2 separate regions of the Homo sapiens genome follow, and region 1 is linked to region 2. The links are chromatin contacts, found by Hi-C or POLR2A ChIA-PET in ENCODE. All regions are on one chromosome and are shown on one strand. Each heading gives the region's core, a stretch centred on a gene start or an enhancer-like site at or near the end of the contact. The rest is flanking DNA. Distances are from core to core; before and after follow the strand shown.

Region 1 (5,745 bases), core at 2,815-5,314, 300 kb after region 2:
AAACTCTCAAGAAATTAGGTATTGATGGGACATATTTCAAAATAATAAGAGCTATCTATGACAAACCCACAGCCAATATCATACTGAATGGGCAAAAACTGGAAGCATTCCCTTTGAAAACTGCCACAAGACAGGGATGCCCTCTCTCACCACTCCTATTCAACATAGTGTTGGAAGTTCTGGCCAGGGCAATCAGGCAGGAGAAGGAAATAAAGGGTATTCAATTAGGAAAAGAGGAAGTCAAATTGTCCCTGTTCGCAGACGACATGATTGTATATCTAGAAAACCCCATTGTCTCAGCCCAAAATCTCCTTAAGCTGATAAGCAACTTCAGCAAAGTCTCAGGATACAAAATCAATGTACAAAAATCACAAGCATTCTTATACACCAACAACAGACAAACGGAGAGCCAAATCATGAGTGAACTCCCATTCACAATTGCTTCAAAGAGAATAAAATACCTAGGAATCCAACTTACAAGGGATGTGAAGAACCTCTTCAAGGAGAACTACCAACCACTGCTCAATGAAATAAAAGAGGATACAAACAAATGGAAGAACATTCCATGCTCATGGGTAGGAAGAATCAATATCGTGAAAATGGCCATACTGCCCAAGGTAATTTACAGATTCAATGCCATCCACATCAAGCTACCAATGCCTTTCTTCACAGAATTGGAAAAAACTACTTTAAAGTTCATATGGAACCAAAAAAGAGCCCGTATTGCCAAGTCAATCCTAAGCCAAAAGAACAAAGCTGGAGGCATCACGCTACCTGACTTCAAACTATACTACAAGGCTACAGTAACCAAAACAGCATGGTACTGGTACCAAAACAGAGATATAGATCAATGGAACAGAACAGAGCCCTCAGAAATAACGCCACATATCTACAACTATCTGATCTTTGACAAACCTGAGAAAAACAAGCAATGGGGAAAGGATTCCCTATTTAATAAATGGTGCTGGGAAAACTGGCTAGCCATATGTAGAAAGCTGAAACTGGATCCCTTCCTTACACCTTATACAAAAATCAATTCAAGATGGATTAAAGACTTAAATGTTAGACCTAAAACCATAAAAACCCTAGAAGAAAACCTAGGCAATACCATTCAGGACATAGGCATGGGCAAGGACTTCATGTCTAAAACACCAAAAGCAATGGAAACAAAAGACAAAATTGACAAATGGGATCTAATTAAACTAAAGAGCTTCTGTACAGCAAAAGAAACTACCATCAGAGTGAACAGGCAACCTACAAAATGGGAGAAAATTTTGGCAACCTACTTATCTGACAAAGGGCTAATATCCAGAATCTACAATGAACTCAAACAAATTTCTAAGAAAAAAACAAACAACCCCATCAAAAAGTGGGCAAAGGACATGAACAGACACTTCTCAAAAGAAGACATTTATGCAGTCAAAAAACACATGAAAAAATGCTCATCATCACTGGCCATCAGAGAAATGCAAATCAAAACCACAATGAGATACCATCTCACACCAGTTAGAATGGCAATCATTAAAAAGTCAGGAAACAACAGGTGCTGGAGAGGATGTGGAGAAATAGGAACACTTTTGCACTGTTGGTGGGAGTGTAAACTAGTTCAACCATTGTGGAAGTCAGTGTGGCAATTCCTCAGGGATCTAGAACTAGAAATACCATTTGACCCAGCCATCCCATTACTGGGTATATACCCAAAGGACTATAAATCATGCTGCTATAAAGACACATGCACACGTATGTTTATTGCGGCATTATTCACAATAGCAAAGACTTGGAACCAACCCAAATGTCCAACAACGATAGACTGGATTAAGAAAATGTGGCACATATACACCATGGAATACTATGCAGCCATAAAAAATGATGAGTTCATGTCCTTTGTAGGGACATGGATGAAATTGGAAATCATAATTCTCAGTAAACTATCGCAAGAACAAAAAACCAAACACTGCATGTTCTCACTCATAGGTGGGAATTGAACAATGAGATCACATGGACACAGGAAGGGGAACATCACACTCTGGGGACTGTTGTGGGGTGGGGGGAGGGGGGAGGGATAGCATTGGGAGATATAACTAATGCTAGATGACGAGTTAGTGGGTGCAGCACACCAGCGTGGCACGTGTATACATATGTAACTAACCTGCACAATGTGCACATGTACCCTAAAACTTAAAGTATAATAATAAAAGAAAAAAAAAAAGGAAACGGTTCTAATGTCCCAAATTGCCTCTCTAGCTGATACACAGAAGGGATATTCCCATAGAAACATGGTTAAGGGTAGTTGAAAGAATTAGTACCAACACCTAGCACTAATCCCTGTCGTCGTATAGGCGTGCAGTAAATGTTTATGGTTGAATTAGAATTGCAGTTCAGACTTCTTAATGCGCTAAGTAGACTATCAGTGTGCTGGCCAGGGAAACCACCCAGTACTTTCCTCACCCCAGTACTCACTCTGCTTGAACTACTCTGGCTTCTTGCTGTTCTAGAACACACCAAGTTCTCTCTTGTACAATCCCAGCCCTGTCCGACACCTTATTCCGCTTTCCTATTTTATTCCCTTCTATGGCGTTTAGCATTTAGGATCATCTGACATGTCATATATTTTACTTGCTTCTTTGTGTGTTGTCTGTCTCCCCTGACCAGGATATAAGCTCCCTGAGGACAAGGGTTTGTATGTGCTTTGTTCCCTGCAGATTTCCCAGCACATAGAATAGTGCAGGGCTTGTAGTAGTGCTCAAGATGTATTTGTTGAAGGAATGAATGAAGGAATTCATTTATAATGTTGTTTCTACAGACTTCTGGATTCAAACTAAAACACAAGCTAACTTTTGGAACACAAGTCAATTCATAAATAGACACTTGATGAATATTTTCTGAGCACTAATAATGAAATATAGAAACTTTTTACTATGTCATTTAAACTTAGTCTCACATAAGGTCGAACTCTGGGCCATCCACACCTTGAAACAGGTGCAGAGAAGGAGACTCACAGAGCCCAGCTAGTCAGCTTGAAGCTATGTGGGGACAGATTGAGTGGAAATTGAGGCAGGGAGGTCTGGAACCCAAAAGAGAAAAAGACATCCAGAGGGGGGAAAATCAATCCATCAGCTGTGGATACTGAGAATCTACTTTGAAACTAGGACTCTGCTGGGCACAGCGGGCCAGAAAAATTCTCTAATATGACCCCAAGGAGTTAAAAGTTGGCGGTGTGGAGGAAATTGTCAGGGAGACACACAAGACACACACAAAAAGGTTTGAAGCGCTAAACTGTACGTTACAATAAGAACTCCTGAAGGAAGAGGAGATTGGCTGTCTGGGGTTTTCAGAGAAGGCTCTTTGGAGGAGGTGGTCTCTAACCTTCAAAGGCAGGTGAGAGTTCTTGCCCCAGGGGGGAAGGGGAAAAGAAGGGCATATCCCACCCTGGGCCAGCAGAACTGGTGCTGCAGAGGCAGGGACCTGTGCTGCAGGCACAAAGCTCTGCACTAGCAAATCTAAAAATACCCACCCTGTCTAGTTTTTTCTTTCCCTCTTGGTCTCTTACTTTTCTTCTCACCCGCCTTCCTATTTTCTTCCTTCTCTGATGATCCTTTCTGCCAACCCTGGGACTCACTTTCTCATCTCTCCAGGGAATCTCTGACCAGCTGGAGGGGCCAAAACCTTGCAGGACTCCCCGCGGTTCAGGTACAGGTTGGCAGCAGCTCCGGAGTCCCCCACCCGCCTCGACTCAGTTCTTTCAAATGCCAATTAACAGGTGTCAGAAATGCTGGTCTGGGTAAGAGATCCATGTCTGCATAACAACCCAACTGTTTTGGCTCCCCACCCGTGAGCATAAATATCGTGGTGTTTGAGCCCTTGGGGCCTGTGGAGTTTACAAGTATGCTGTCAAGATCTCTTCATTGGGCTAGTGCTTGAAGTGCTGCCAAAAAGCGAGGGGACTCCTGTGCTTTTATGTGTTCCCAAGCACAGGCCGCCCTGGCTCCAGGAGGAGCCCTCTGGGGACCGAGTGTCAGTGTGAATCTCAAACAGCAAGCTGACATTCCGGTTGGGAGTGTGACAGTGCATGCCTGGGTGATGATGCCAGGGCGGCAGGTGACACGGGTCCACCACAGAGGGGGAGCGTAATTGGAGTGGCTTCTAGTTACATGTCCTCAGAGCTCTGAAGGATGGAATCAGGGTCGGAGGAACAGTTAGAAAATGATGTTACAAAATCCGGATATCCTGATCAAATTGAGACCACTGAGATGGAGCATTCAGAGCACAGATGATACCAGTGTTCCCAGAAAAGGCATCCAACATGGGCTCATCTAGGACTAATGACATTGCAAGCCAGAGATACAGACCACGGTCAACCAGTGAAATACACCCGCACACATGTGCACACGCACACACACACACACGTGGGCATCCATGTGATGGGCCCTAGAAGCCCAGAGGAACCCCGCTTTTAGGGCACTCCCCTCCCCCAGGCCTCACCACAGCCACTGAGGACCTGACTCTGGATAAACATCTGAAAACAGAGTGGCTGCCAGGGAGGAGAAAAAAGAGGAGAGGGTGGAATGGGATGGGCGGGGCATGGCGACAGGAAGAGCTCAAAAGATTCGCAAGTTGGGTGACTACCAAGGTCGGCTTGTCTCAGAGGGCAGCAGGGCCATGGCCTGGCGGGTGGTGGGGCAGCAGGCGTTGGCTGGCTTCTGCCGTGTGGGGCAGCATTTCTCCGCCTTCACCACCCCACCTCGGGCTCTGTTCAGAGGTCACATCTAGGAGAGATTCTTGGACCATTTGTCGACTTGGTTCCACCCCAACGAGAACCATATCAAAAGGCTGAGCACACTTGACCTCATCAGCTTTGGGCTCTGCACAGCAGGTTGGAAAAATCCCCAGTAAGAGGCCTCATGGGAGGACTACATCACTGTCCCCCTCGGGCCCAGACTGGTTATGCTTTGTAATAATTGTTCTAGAAACCTTGGTGGAAACGAGGAAAGCTTCCCGAATCTCCCCTAACTCTTTTGCCATTTGTCATAGAAGTCCAGAATATTCTAGATTTTATATTTGTGGGGACCAGCACCAGAAAGAGGCAGAGAAGTATACGGGATCACATACTTCTTTGGTGGTAAACCCCTGCCTCTTTGTCTCTATTACTCTTTCCATTAAATTCCTCCTTGTTCTCTTGGTCTTCTTTGTATCCATTAACTTATGGAGAAGATAACTTTCGATAATTAAATGTGTCCTTAGGAATATTTACTCGCCCCTGAGTTACATTAGAAACTCTGAGAACAGAGGAAGATGGCCTTTATTTCTTTGCTCCCTGGTCTGATTTAACTTTATGAGTCTCCATGCAGTGCCTACTCCATGAGCTGCTTTCCTGATTTGAGGGGAAAATACAGTCCACACAGACACTATCCTGAGAATCGCCCCGTGAGCCTTTCCAGAATCCCAAAGATGACGTACAGTCCTGCCCCTCAAATGTCAGGATTTGGAAGAAGTCGCCTGCCTCCAAGCGAAAGCCAGATGCCTGGAGAGGTGAAATAGGAAGCTCTCACAAGGATGAGATCAGATCTCTCTAAAAGAAATCTCGTTGGATGAAGACAGAAAACAAATAATTTCCCCCAACAGAGGAAAGCTATTTGTTTATCTGTTCCATGGGGGCCAGAGGACCTGGAGCTGTAAAATCTGAAGGCAGTGTATGTTTTAGAAAGTTGTCGATGGGATCATTTTTATTGTACAGTGCATGGCCCT
Region 2 (6,255 bases), core at 486-2,985:
GCTCGTCCTCAGTGAGTGTCAATGAAATGTCAACCGACCTTGTGTGGGCGAGTGCCTGGAGGGGGCAACTACAGTAATCCTTGCGAGGGCCCGCAGGCCATCCGCTCCTCACCCTCCATTCCCCACCCCCAAAGCCTCCCAACCCACTCCCAAGGGCTCCCAGCTTCCAGGCCAGAGGCAGTCACATGGATAAGGCCCCCAGCCTTGGGCACATCCTCTTACCTCTCTAGCCCCGTGTGGAGCTGGAACAGAGATCGCCCAGGCTTCTTTCATTTCTGAGGTGGTGTGAATGTGACCTGGACAAGCAATCGGCTTGTGTTCCACTTTCCACTGTATTAGACAGGGCCCCCCATTTCATTCTGAACCCCCACAGTTGCTCTCTGAACCCCACGTTCAGTGAGAACATGGAATGCTACCGGCAGGGCCGGAAGTCACCACGCACTGAGCCTTGCGACCCCTGCGGCCCCATACCCCTCTCCTCCCACAGCTCTCTCTGCCTCATAGTCCATTTTCTCTGCCTCCGCTTTCTTTTGGCCAATTTCCTAACAGGGCTTTCCTTAGCTAAGCCCCTGGCCTGGTGCCTCTTACTTTTGTTATTAAGTGAGTATAAACGGCAAATTTCTTGAGCCTCCCTGGCCTTCCTTCGAAGAGACATTCCAACTCAAGTCCTCTCCTAGCCAAGTCAGAACTGCAGCCCCTTGGCAGCAGGCTGTTCGGGGAGGTCATAGCCCCGGGCTGGGCCCTGGCTTGTAGGTGAGCAGCTGGGACATCGGGGGAGGCCATGCCACATGCTGGGAAATTTCTATGCCTCTGGACACCATTTGCATCTTGAGCAAAACTGAAAGACAAGATGGATAAATAGAAAAGAAGAGACATCCTCCCAGGGGCTGAGACATAATGTTCTCTCTCCCGTCTTTCCAGGAAATGGCAAGTGCTCCTGGGAGCTACGAACTTTCTAGGACAAAGATGCCTCAGCAAGAGCAAGCGGGAAGAAGAGGAGCGGCAGGGGAGGCCTTTCCCAGCTGCCTTCCCTGTTCTTTCAGCTCGTGGCTTGGCTGGGGCGAGGCAGGGGCCCAGGGGAACACGCTGCTGGGCAGAAATAGCTTGCAACCACTCCCCAGGGTTATGGAGGTTATTTGTGGAGATGAAAGCAAAGGAGGGAAGGGAAAAGAATTTAACCTACACCCAGTTGCCCGTAGAGGGGCCTGAATCCCACCCTGCTGGACTAGCTCTTTAGTTTCTGCTTTCAGATTTGCTCAACCCAGAGTCCCTGCAACAGAAGGCCTTTGAAAGAAGGCAGATTCAGGGCTGTGATGAGAAACTGGCATGCGTTGGCAAGCAGACTCTTGGGACATGGCCTTTGTCCGAATCTCCCTCACTTACACGACTATACTGCAGACGACAGCTAACCCAAGGGAGCCTCAGAATGTCCCTCAACAATGCGGGTGTCCCTGGGCAGACTGCACCTGACCAGAGGTCAGGGTGAGGGCAGAAAAGCTCCACGGGACAGCATCGTGGCTGCGTCCTCGTGATGGGACCATGGGCAAGTCACCCAGTCTTTGTGGCCAGTGTCTGTCTTCCTAAGTCAAATAGGCCATGCCCATCTGCTCCAGCCATCATAGGAGGAGGACTGTTATGAAGATCAAATATGTGAACATTCTTTGACTGTGAGGTTGCGGTGCGGTTACTCACAGGGCCTAGCCCAGAAGCCAGCTGATGCTGTTGCATTGGATTAGTCATTTTGCTGGCCCGAACATAGCCACCTGTAAGCTGGAACTTCCTTACGGCAGCCTGTCACTTCCACGGGACCCACCAGCTTAAATGCCGGCAGCCCTGGGACTTCTGGCCTCACAATGGTTGAGGTAGGGCTGCTTACATTTCCCTTCTCTGTTTAGCGTGTGCCGGATAAGTCCCTAGTTCGGATACCGTCGGACGACCCACATCTCCATGTTGACAAATAACGTGGGAGTGGGCTAAAGCTGTACGACCCCTGATTTCAGATTCTAATTTTGATTCCATGCTGGCAGCTCTCTCCCCACTGCAGGGAGAAAGTGCTGGAGAACGTCGTTCCCGCCTTTGATAAGCTAATCTTACCCCCTTCTCAGCTAAGGGTCTGGGCGGTGGTGGGCACGCCCGGACTGACCCCCAGCTCCAAGGGCAACTACTATGCGTTCCTGGACTGGGCAGGAGCTGGAAGAGGCAGGGAGGAGGTGGGAAGCGGCTCATGCCTTGTCCAGGCTCCTCTCCTAAAGTATTGTCTTTCCGCTTGGAGCTGGAATTCTCTGCCTTTATTTTCTCGGAGCTGGGCCTCTGCAGGCTGCCCCTCGGTCATTCCCTCCCAGGAAGAACGGCCTTCTGGGGTGGGGGTTGCTGTCGGAGCTCAGAGAGGCTGGGGGCCCCCCTACTGCCTATTCTTCCTCCTTTGGGAACTCACAGTGCTAAAAACAAGCTTTCTGAGAACCATATTTTTCTGGGTTAAAGGTGAAAAATGCAGCGTTTCCTCCAAGTGGAAAGCCCTGGGCCTGCCAGCTCCAACTCCGGGCGCTTTTCCGAGCTCCTTCCTCCCACGCAGGGAGGGGGTAGCAGCTCCTGCAGGGCCAGGGGAGGAGGTGGGCAGGGAGGAAGGAGAGGGGGCAGCAGCAGGAAAGCGCCAGTGCCCGTGCCAGCAGGGCAGTCTGTGTGTGGACACCAGCCGGCCTGTTTGTGTTGGAGGGCCGGGAGAAGGGAGCAGGACTGGGTCAGGAAATGAAAGACAAATACCAGGGTGGGAGAGTGGCACGGCCTTCAGAGCGGCGGGCAGGCCGGGGCAGCTGCCTGGGCAGCCGCAGAAGGGGGACACAGAAGACCCCCACAGACCTTCCTGAGAGAAATCCTGAGGTGGGGCCTCCAGGAACATGCAGGGTTATGGGAGGCCATCTTAATAGGAAAAGCAAGGACATCCTCACCCCACACCCGGTCACCCTTGCTTCGAACATGTGGGAGGTTCCGGGGAATTTCCTCAGACCCTGATTGTGGGAGAAAAGCTTTTCAGGATCCCGTGCCCCACTCCATCCTTCCTCCCTAGGACAGGGACTGCTGTTAGCCTCTGAGCTCCCTGGCGACACCCCAAACCTTTCTCTTCAGCCAAGAGCCTGGCCAGCCTTCAACATGCTCTCCCCACAGCGGCTACCCAAAAGCCAGGCACAGATCCCATCTTCCAGCCGGTCCAGTCCCTCCTCCTCAGAACAGCAACGGGGCCAGCTGCCAAGTGTCAGGGAGCATGTGGAAGGAGGGCAAGGGGAAGAGAGGGCACCGCATTGCGATGGGGGAGGGCGGGTGCTGCTCGCATCAGGCCTGGCCTGGCTGGGCACTGAGAACATCATGGACCTCGCCTCCAGCCCCAAGGGTTAAAGAAGGTCGGAGAAGACCTATGGCCAGGGGGTCACGGCCTCCCTACTGCACCCTGCTGTGAATGACGTAGGACTTGCTGGGGTAGACCGATTGCATCAGCAGTGACGCTTTTCCACTGCTCCTGAGTCCATGCCCTCCACCGGGCAGCTTGGTAGTTCTCTCATGCTGGAGAAGAGCCCATATGTCACGTGGGGGCCGGCCCGTTTCTTCCTCTCTTGAATCCACAGATGACTGGGGTGTGGCAGTGCCAAGCCGAGGCTGTGAAAGGCCTTCCACCTTTACTCTCGTGCTCGTGCCCTCCCCCATTGTTAGGAGAAGGGCATGCTCAGGCCAGCCCATTAGCCCAGGAGGAGGACAAGAAACACACGGAGCAGACACAAGCCACCTCACCAACCCAGCCAAGGCTGTCCTGAATTAGCAACCCTGACACGTGTGAGCAAGTCCAACGGACACCGGAAGATCCACCTAGTCAAGCCCAACCAAGACTGGCAGAGCTGCCAAGCTGACCACTTAAGGCGCATGAGGAATAAACACTCGTTGCTGCATGCCATTGCAGTTTTGTGATTTTTGTTATGCAGCATTATTGTGGCCATGACAGCAGATACACATAGAGAGACAACAGGACACCCAGGAGCCCACATGGGATACACTGTCTCTTACCCTGTCCTCTGACCCTGAGCCTCCCAGGTCACCAGCTCCTCCTGGGTCCCTCCACTCTGCTGCTCTCTCACCTGTCAGATCCCTACTCCCCTGACCCTGTCATCACGTCACTCTTCTCCCCTTAGCCTCATCTGCTTCCCACCCAGAGGCAAATGGTTCTACTCCCAGGCCTGCATCCCTGGGTCATTGCATTTTTCTCTGGATAACACTTTCGTGGAACAACAACTCATTAGCAACAGCTCTTCTAGCTTCAATTCAGCTGAATGGCCTAAGATCACAATGATATGTATGGCTGGAGGGAATCCATCAAAATGGCCTGTAAAAGCAACTCCATGACATCTTGGGAAGCACTGGCCCCAGCAGTATCAAAGGAAGAGGTGTTGAGGCAAGGGTGTCTGGGAAGTGGAGGACCCACTTTCTACCATGTGGCCTTTCTCCGGACTGCACTCATATAAGATTATGTGTCTAGGAGTGGATGATGATGATGATGATGATGATAACCATGATTCCTCTGGGAGAAAGGATCCTGGCCATCAAAGCTTCCCAAAGACAGGAGATTGGGGCACAAAGTGAACCTCTCTAGTTTATTCATCTTTTAGAATTACATTATGTGCTTAAAACTGTGCCTTGCACAAACCCCAAAAGTCTTTGCTGAATGAATGCTGCACAAACAAATGTAGAGTCGAGACTGGGACTAATTATAGGCTCTTGCATAAGTTAGATCATATTTCACCCCCTCCTTGGGGGCAGTGTTCATCTCACCTTTCCCTTAGTAAGTCCATCATGGGGATCTGCCAGTGAACCAGCTGTCTCTGGGGTCATGTGCTTGCATAGTAAAGGGACACAGCTCATGGTACAGAAGGAAGAAGTCCTGTTTCTCTGGTTCTCACCCAGATGCTCAGACCATCCTGACAGCATGTCCCCCCACCCCTGCACAGCCTTGGGAACACTGATTGTATTAGTGTCCATTGGTATGAACCTGACCTCCGCAAAATCAGTAACAACTCCATAAGTGAATGAATGAATGAATAAGTTCTAGCTTTGTCCCCTTTATTCAAGTTTACTATAGATACTCCCCCCAACTCTTAAAACAAAAATGACAGTGACCTACCTCGGTAACACATGTTCCTTTTAATCTGCTTATCTTGGAAAGCTTCATATTCATCCTCTTGAGCCGTCAACATTTACCAAAAGAGAATGGTCAGCTCCCCAAGTTGCCCACCCAAGTTACCTATCCATTCCACTGACACCACAAAAGGCCCAAACAAGTCTCTCTTGGGAGAAATTTTTAGGAAAGGTGTGCAAGAATTCAGAGTCATCCACCCAAACTTCCAAAAGTATACTGTGTGGACAATCTGCAGCTATAAAAATATACACATACAAAAGTACAGCTACAAAATCATGGGGGCTCAGCTCCTTAACTCTGCATTATAAGAAGTAGGGATTTCACATTCGAGGTAAGCTCTGGGGAAGGGGGCCGCATTATGATTATGATTCTGTGTTTGATCTCCTTCCATCTTTATTTTTATGGACTAGTCAGAACACAGTGAACCAGCCAGTGAGGAGTGGAAGGGGTTAATCCGAACAATCCAAGGGCCAATGTGGGAAATGTGAAGTTCAAGGTCACACAGTCATTCTGCTGTCAGGAAGAGTGTCATGAGTCAGGGAAGGAGAGAAGTATTTTAATAGTGCCCTGTGGGATTCTTTCTCTCTCTCTCTCTTTTTAATGTACTATGAATCACAACACAGTCACTGAGCTATAGCAGACAGGCTCTGGAATTTGCATTGATGTGTGATCTCTGGCAGCCGCTACATATTCAATGGACAAAGTCCGATGCTTCCTACACAGAGAATTCTGCTGGGTCAGCTCGTGGAGTGTCAGCAGGAAAGGCCACCCAGGGATGCCTGTCTTGGTTCTCAGTTTCTCATCAGTGTGTACTTTCTTCTTGGTGAGAGGAAACACACCTGGTCCCTGGGCCTCTGCATATAGCATCAGGCAGGGTCTGAGGGCCCCTGGGATTCTCAGAATAGAAGGCTCTGTCCCTTGGACAAGGCCAGCTGGTGTTACTTGGCTCCACAAGTGTTGATGTTTTTCCCATCCACGGCATCTTCCACGAGGGAAATGTGGTAATCGGTGGACAGGGTGAAGTGAGAGATACAGCCCACGAGCCCTCTCATATATTGCCTGTTAGTGTGCAGAGCAAT

The links. A loop is a pair of places that touch in the nucleus more often than their neighbours do. ChIA-PET counts read pairs that join two places held with the same protein, here RNA polymerase II (POLR2A). Pooled maps may share reads with other maps.
Region 1: a loop to region 2 is called in a map of gastrocnemius medialis, with 5 times the contacts of the local background. The contact joins the enhancer-like site here to the promoter of EGFLAM-AS5 in region 2. A Hi-C loop is called at or near these places in 1 of 168 maps with a recorded cell type or tissue (gastrocnemius medialis) and 1 of 50 pooled maps. POLR2A ChIA-PET finds 5 or more read pairs at or near these places in 1 of 52 experiments (Panc1).

What each region holds. Positions count from the first base shown.
Region 1 is chr5:38,165,955-38,171,699 of GRCh38, reverse strand. All of the region lies in intron 2 of LINC02107 (long intergenic non-protein coding RNA 2107), which reads right to left. Among named protein-coding and RNA genes, the nearest start is that of LINC02119, 20 kb to the right of the region's middle. Within about 2 kb of position 4,064, at least 3 of the 41 ENCODE cell types and tissues checked have a DNase peak (open chromatin) inside an H3K27ac peak, as active enhancers do; they include gastrocnemius medialis, where a contact is called at or near this core.
Region 2 is chr5:38,463,846-38,470,100 of GRCh38, reverse strand. EGFLAM-AS5 (EGFLAM antisense RNA 5) reads left to right here and starts at 1,735. Exons shown (of 2, transcript NR_199676.1): 1 at 1,735-1,862. EGFLAM (EGF like, fibronectin type III and laminin G domains) reads right to left here. Exons shown (of 22, transcript NM_152403.4): 22 at 4,621-6,255. The coding sequence ends at 6,115. RefSeq lists enhancers at 397-1,268, 2,636-3,835, 5,811-6,255.